Linked DNA regions of Mus musculus: region 2 is linked to region 1. A link is a contact called in ENCODE Hi-C or POLR2A ChIA-PET data. All regions are on one chromosome and are shown on one strand. The core of a region is the stretch at or near the end of the contact, and the rest is flanking DNA. Distances in the headings are between cores, read along the strand shown. Region 1 holds the start of Ptch2 (patched 2). Region 2 holds the start of Hectd3 (HECT domain E3 ubiquitin protein ligase 3).

The links. A loop is a pair of places that touch in the nucleus more often than their neighbours do. ChIA-PET counts read pairs that join two places held with the same protein, here RNA polymerase II (POLR2A).
Region 2: a map of T-helper 1 cell shows a loop between it and region 1 (2.0-fold over the local background). The contact joins the promoter of Hectd3 here to the promoter of Ptch2 in region 1. A Hi-C loop is called at or near these places in 3 of 37 maps with a recorded cell type or tissue (T-helper 1 cell and heart). POLR2A ChIA-PET finds 5 or more read pairs at or near these places in 3 of 5 experiments (all embryonic stem cell).

Annotation. Positions count from the first base shown.
Region 1 is chr4:117,094,747-117,097,509 of GRCm38, reverse strand. Ptch2 (patched 2) reads right to left here and starts at 1,454. Exons shown (of 22, transcript NM_008958.3): 1 at 1,083-1,454; 2 at 471-663. The coding sequence starts at 1,154. RefSeq lists enhancers at 1,299-1,798, 1,361-1,819, 660-2,358.
Region 2 is chr4:116,994,060-116,996,759 of GRCm38, reverse strand. Hectd3 (HECT domain E3 ubiquitin protein ligase 3) reads right to left here and starts at 1,426. Exons shown (of 21, transcript NM_175244.4): 1 at 989-1,426; 2 at 653-813; 3 at 307-399; 4 at 93-228. The coding sequence starts at 1,357. It overlaps Urod (uroporphyrinogen decarboxylase), which reads left to right and starts at 2,347. Exons shown (of 10, transcript NM_009478.4): 1 at 2,347-2,429. The coding sequence starts at 2,410.

The DNA of each region.
Region 1 (2,763 bases), core at 205-2,704:
GTGCTAATCTGAGTTTGCAGGTCAGAGCCGTCTCTCCCTGCCTTCTCTTATACAACACAATACCACTTGGCTTTGTTTTGTTTAGAACTTACCCCCACACACATTTTACTTCCTTTGGCTATTGAAAAATACATCTTGTTCCATTTGTAAACTCTGATGTACAGTTAAAAGAAACCTAGCTATAAACGCTAAATAAGCAGACACATAATCAAAGATGAATATTCCACAAGCTTATTCATAAGAGGCTACCATCTAGAGTTGTCCATTTATGGGTGAGAGAGATAGGTGTGAGACAGTTGATGGTAAAGACTTGCCTAGCTTGCACAATGCCCTGGGCTTCATCCACAGCACTGAGGGAGATTGGGAGAGAGGTAGGCTTTCTGCAACACACCCAGATACACAGGCTCTGAACAGGAGATGGCCCTCTCGATCCTTGACCAAAGCAGCTACGGCCAGCTCCAGTAACTCACCTTCTACCCAGAGCTGTTCTAGGTCTGTCTCAATTACAGCCACTCGGAGACCCAGTGCCAGAGCCCCAAAGGCCACCAGTCCCAGGAAGAGCACTTTGCCGCAGTGTTTCTGGATCCTGCACCCCAGGGAGAAGAGTAGACCTTGGAAGTAAGCTCGAAGCCAGAGAGGAGCCTGCAGGCTCCCAGCTAGGATCTGGGATAGAGAGAGGAGGAGGTCAGCCAGCTGTCAGCACAACAATGGAGGAGCTTTCCCTTTTCTCCCGGTCAAGTCCCAGTTTCCTGACTTCTGGATGCAGGGCAGGAAACAGCTACAGATAAAGGTTTCAAATGTGGAAGATTTAACTCTCTTTCCCTGTGCCTTCTCCATAAGCACACCTGAAAATGCCCATTTTTAGAAGGTTATGAGTCGTGAACACACACACTCGTTGTCAGCTAGGCAAAGAGGTGAACCCACAGACATAACTATTTTCACTGACCAGATAATAGGAAATAAACTAACAAATCACTTGCTGGCTCTCGCTTGTCTTCAAACACAGATCCAGTAACACTAGACTTCTAGCCCTACAGATGTTCAAGCGACGTTTAAGTTACAAACCCAGCCCCTCTACTCACATGAGGTGCGGAGGACCGAGCTGGAGGTGTGTAGCTGGGAGGTAGCTCTCCAAGGGACAGTGGCCGAACCATGCTGGTGAGGATGGGGGGCGCGAGCGCCCCCAACCTGCGTTATCTGAGCGCTGCCATAGGCTAGCTTGGCGCCTTGTGCCGCCCGGCTTCACCTGAGGATTCCTAGCTGCCGTGAACGGCCATACGGTCCTGGGTGAGGCGCGCGTAAAGATGCACAGGAGCAGCCCGCAGCGGCGGTGCGGGGTGGTGGCCCCAAGCCCCGCTGGATCTGTGGGCTGTGGTCCAAAGAGGGCTCCGCGTGTGGGTGGACCCGACTGGCTGCGAAGCACCTCACAGCTAAAGGTGGCGACTGTGGATCTCGGGAAGCACCAGGAGGCTCAGAAAAAAAGGAGCGGGCCGGGGTGACGCCCTCCCATTGGCTAAGGGGGCGGCAAATTACCCGCTGCCTTGCAGCCGGATCCGTTGCTAGGTAACGGCGCCGCAGGGGGCGGGGCAGGAGACCACCCAGGCAGGGCCACCCCTTTGCCTCGCCTCCCGGGCTCCCCAGCCCGCCCGCGGGGCCCTAAGGAGAGGAGAAGGGAGGGTGATCCTGGAGGCGCTAGTCGTTGGCCAAGTGTAAGTCAGGATGTTGAGAAAGGGAGTCTGCTGGTCCCCTTTGGGCCACCCTTTCTTCCCGACCCAGCGCAACCCTAAGGACCTCCTTTCCACTCTTTCCAAGCAGGCCAGACTCAGCTCTAAAATGCAAATCCCACGGCTGCACCAAAGCCCAAAGCCCTGCACCATCCAACTAAAGCTTTTTTTTTTCCTCTAAGTGCCTCACACCCACTCAGTTGCCTTCCAGTCCCGAATTGCCCTCAGTAATTTCCTAAGTTCACATGTTCTTGCCTTTGTACATGTTGGGGCCCCTTTGTCTTGGCAGATAACTTTTAAGCCTGAACTTGAATCAGTCAGCCTAAACTTTTGGAAGCCTTGGCAGATAATTGCTTTTTTCTTTGTGGTTCTTATTAACATTCAGTTTGTGTATTGTATTTTTAAATTTTTATTTTAACTTTTTTTTGTGAGACATGGTCTTAAGTAGTTCAGCTTGGCCTTCAACTCCTTATCCTGGTTGTGTCTGTCAAGTTAAGGGACTATAACAGTCCTGTATTGCCCAGCCTGTCTGATAATTGTATTTGTGATGACATAATTTATGTACAACATTGGGAAACATGTTGCTTTTCCAAGTGACTGTGCTATTTCTGTGCTCCTGACTGTTAAACTCTGATCGGTCATCTGAGGGTAAAAGTCTGACTCCTCATACAGAACATTTGGGAAAGGAGCCGGGCAGTGGCAGGCCCATCTCTTGTGAGTTCCAGGTCTCAGCATGGTCTACATAGAGAATTCTGGAACAGCCAGGGCTACCTAGAAAGATTCTGCCTCAGAAACAAAATACGTTTTTTGGGGGAAAAAAAAGACTTCAATAAATCTGTTGTTCTGATACTGCTATCACATCTGGCTAGCCTCTTGCTCAATTCTTCCAGACTTCTTAATCATTATATCATAAATATTTTATATTACTACACAGTCCTCTCATCAATCATTTGCAGAATGTCCTCAGGACAGATTCCCAGAAATGGGGTTGTTTGGGTCAAAAAGCATGAATATGGTTTTGGCCTTGCTACATACTGCC
Region 2 (2,700 bases), core at 177-2,676, 100 kb after region 1:
CATGGGTTTGGCCCTAGTTTGGTGATGGGAGTTCTGGACCTAGCATTGAGGGATGTGACTGTATCTAGGCACAGGAGGAGTCCAGTACCCACCGTATAGGAAGAAACATCTATGCTCTCCACATACTGCTTCACACTACCCAGGTTCTCATCTTCTTTGCCCAGGTGGTCATATAAGAAGTGGATCAGGTCCTCGTCGCACTCATATGTCCATGTTGGGGGCACATAGCTAAATAGCCCCAAGCCCCTAATTAGGTTGGATTCAGGCCCTGCTCCCTCCTCTCCCACCCCGTTCCAGATAACTCACAGTAGCCTTTGTATAGCTTCTGTATATGCCTCTGCTGGCTGAGGCCTGGATCCCAGGCGATGTGAATAGGTCAGGTCCACTACCTGTTCCCATCTGTAGGCACAGAGTGGAGTAAATGAGGAGGGAGGTACGGGGAAACAGGACACCACCTTCAGGATCTGGAGCCTTGGAGTTCTAGCTCCAAGCCTAGAAGCCTCATCCCCCTTCAGGTCTCATCTCTGCCAGTTCTTACCCCACCTCCACCCAAATCTCTCTCTCTCACACAACCCAAGGTTTAGATTTTGGTTGTGTTTCGAAACCCTCCGCATCCGCCAGACACCAAATAGCGTCCTTTGAGTTGCAGGACCTGAGCACCGGCCGGTAGTCCACGCCAAATAGCTGCTGCTGCCGCTGCAGGTGGTCGGGAGTGTCAATAGGTACAAGGCGGGCTCCGCCCTCTGCTGGTCGACACACTAGAAGCCAGCCTTCGTCCAGACTACAGTCACTCAGGTGTTCGGCCAGCTGCTCCTGCAGGGACGAGTCAGATGGGGACAGAAATCAACTCAATTGCTCGCCCAGCCCAGCCCGGGGCAAAGAGCACGGAAAGCAATGCCAGCTCATTATGGGATAAGGGGGCGGAACAACCAGGGCTCTGGCTAGATCCAGGGGGTCTTTTGTGGGGTCCCTGCCATCCGGGGCGCACCTTGGTCAACTTCACCCAGAGCCCGTGGCCGTTGCACAGCTCCTCGCCAGTGGTGCGCACACAGGCGCCGCGCCGGAGCTCGATACTGTCACGGGCGGCGCGCAGGGGTCCAGAGCCTGTGCCCGGGGCAGCGCCCACGGCTCCCACACGCAGCCCCAGGCCCTCTGCTTCCCACACGGGCAGCAGCACGCGCGAGGGTCCCGCCGGGTCCTTGTACAGCTTGTAGAGCACTTCCCGCGGCACGAAAGCTAGCGCCGCAGGCAGTGGCAGCCCGGCCCGGAGGCTCCGCGCCGCCTCCGCCAGGAAGCGCACGCGACCCAGGAGCTGCCGCGGGGACTCAAGCGCCGCGCCGGGGCCAGGGCCGGCCATAGCGAAGCCGCTGAAGTGAGACTCGTCCAGGGAAACCCTGGCCGGCCGCAGCCAGGGGACAGCAAGCAGAGCTTCCCACCACACCCGGCCCCACCTCCCACCCTACCTTACCGTATGTTTTAGATTAAATGCACAACCTATTACCACCATAGTGTCAGGTGTTCCTATTTTGTAACCCGCCACCGAGTGCTACTATCCTTGTTCAGTCTTTATTCGACCCACTCTGATGATTTGGAGTCCTGTCTTTGTCTCCCCGTCCCCAACGAATATTACATTTGAAGAAATCTTTTTGTTGTTATTGTGTTGTTTTGTTTCTCTGTGTAGTCCTGGCTGTCCTGGAACTCACTACAGTCTGTAGATCAGGTTAGCCTCAAACTCAAAGATCCTCGCACCTCTACCATCCGACTGCTGGGATTGAAAGCGTGAGCCACCACACCAGGCTTGAGAAATCTTATAAAAATTGTTCAACTATCCTAGGGGGCGTGTGACTAAAATGTTTGGTAGAATGACCCCTTTTCCAGTCACTGATAGGAATGTACAATCGTTCTGGATAGATGCTATTTGTTGTTTCTAATTCCAGGAGACTAATAATCGTTGCCCACTTAAATGCGATTTTGGCTTCCTAGACGATTGCTAGAGCAGTTCCTGTCCTGCTCAGCACTCTTACCACTTCTACAAATTGGTTAGTAGTGTAAATGTAGAGCCTAAAATCTTCGGTTTCTATACAGCTAGACGACATTGTGAGACTCATGGACTGGAGTGAGAGCGAGGCTTGTACTAAGTCTTCTATACCACAGATGAGAAAAGTTTTAACATGTATTGGGAAGTCATTTCTTTGGGGCATTTGCTACTGCGTCGCAACAGTGGACTTTACGGTAAAAAATTGTTTGGGTCCTACGGGCAGCAGGGAGGGCAGCCCCACAGCTGTCACTGGATCGGTCACGTGGTTCTCAATATGGCGCCGCCCAGGGTTCTCTTCAGGAAGGGGCGGGGACTGGGGTGTCGGGGCGGAGCCTCAGATTAAAGCGGAGACCGCTCAGTTACTGTTTACCATGGAGGCGAACGGGTTCGGGTGAGTTTTCTGCTGCACGCGCTTGTGGCTACGTTACTTTCTGATCCGAGTCTTCCAATTCAGGGATATGTCCTTAAACTCTTATTTTTATTGGAGCTCTCCAAGTCTGAACCCAAGTCGCTGAGATTCCAAATCTTGCAGTCATGGAACAGAACCTTTCCCGCTCCCTGCCCCCCCCTCTTCCCGCAGTCTCCATTCCAGGGACTACCGTGCGGGACTGCGTCCCGAGACTTTCTTTCGAGGTGACTCAGAACTTCTAACTAGCACCTGG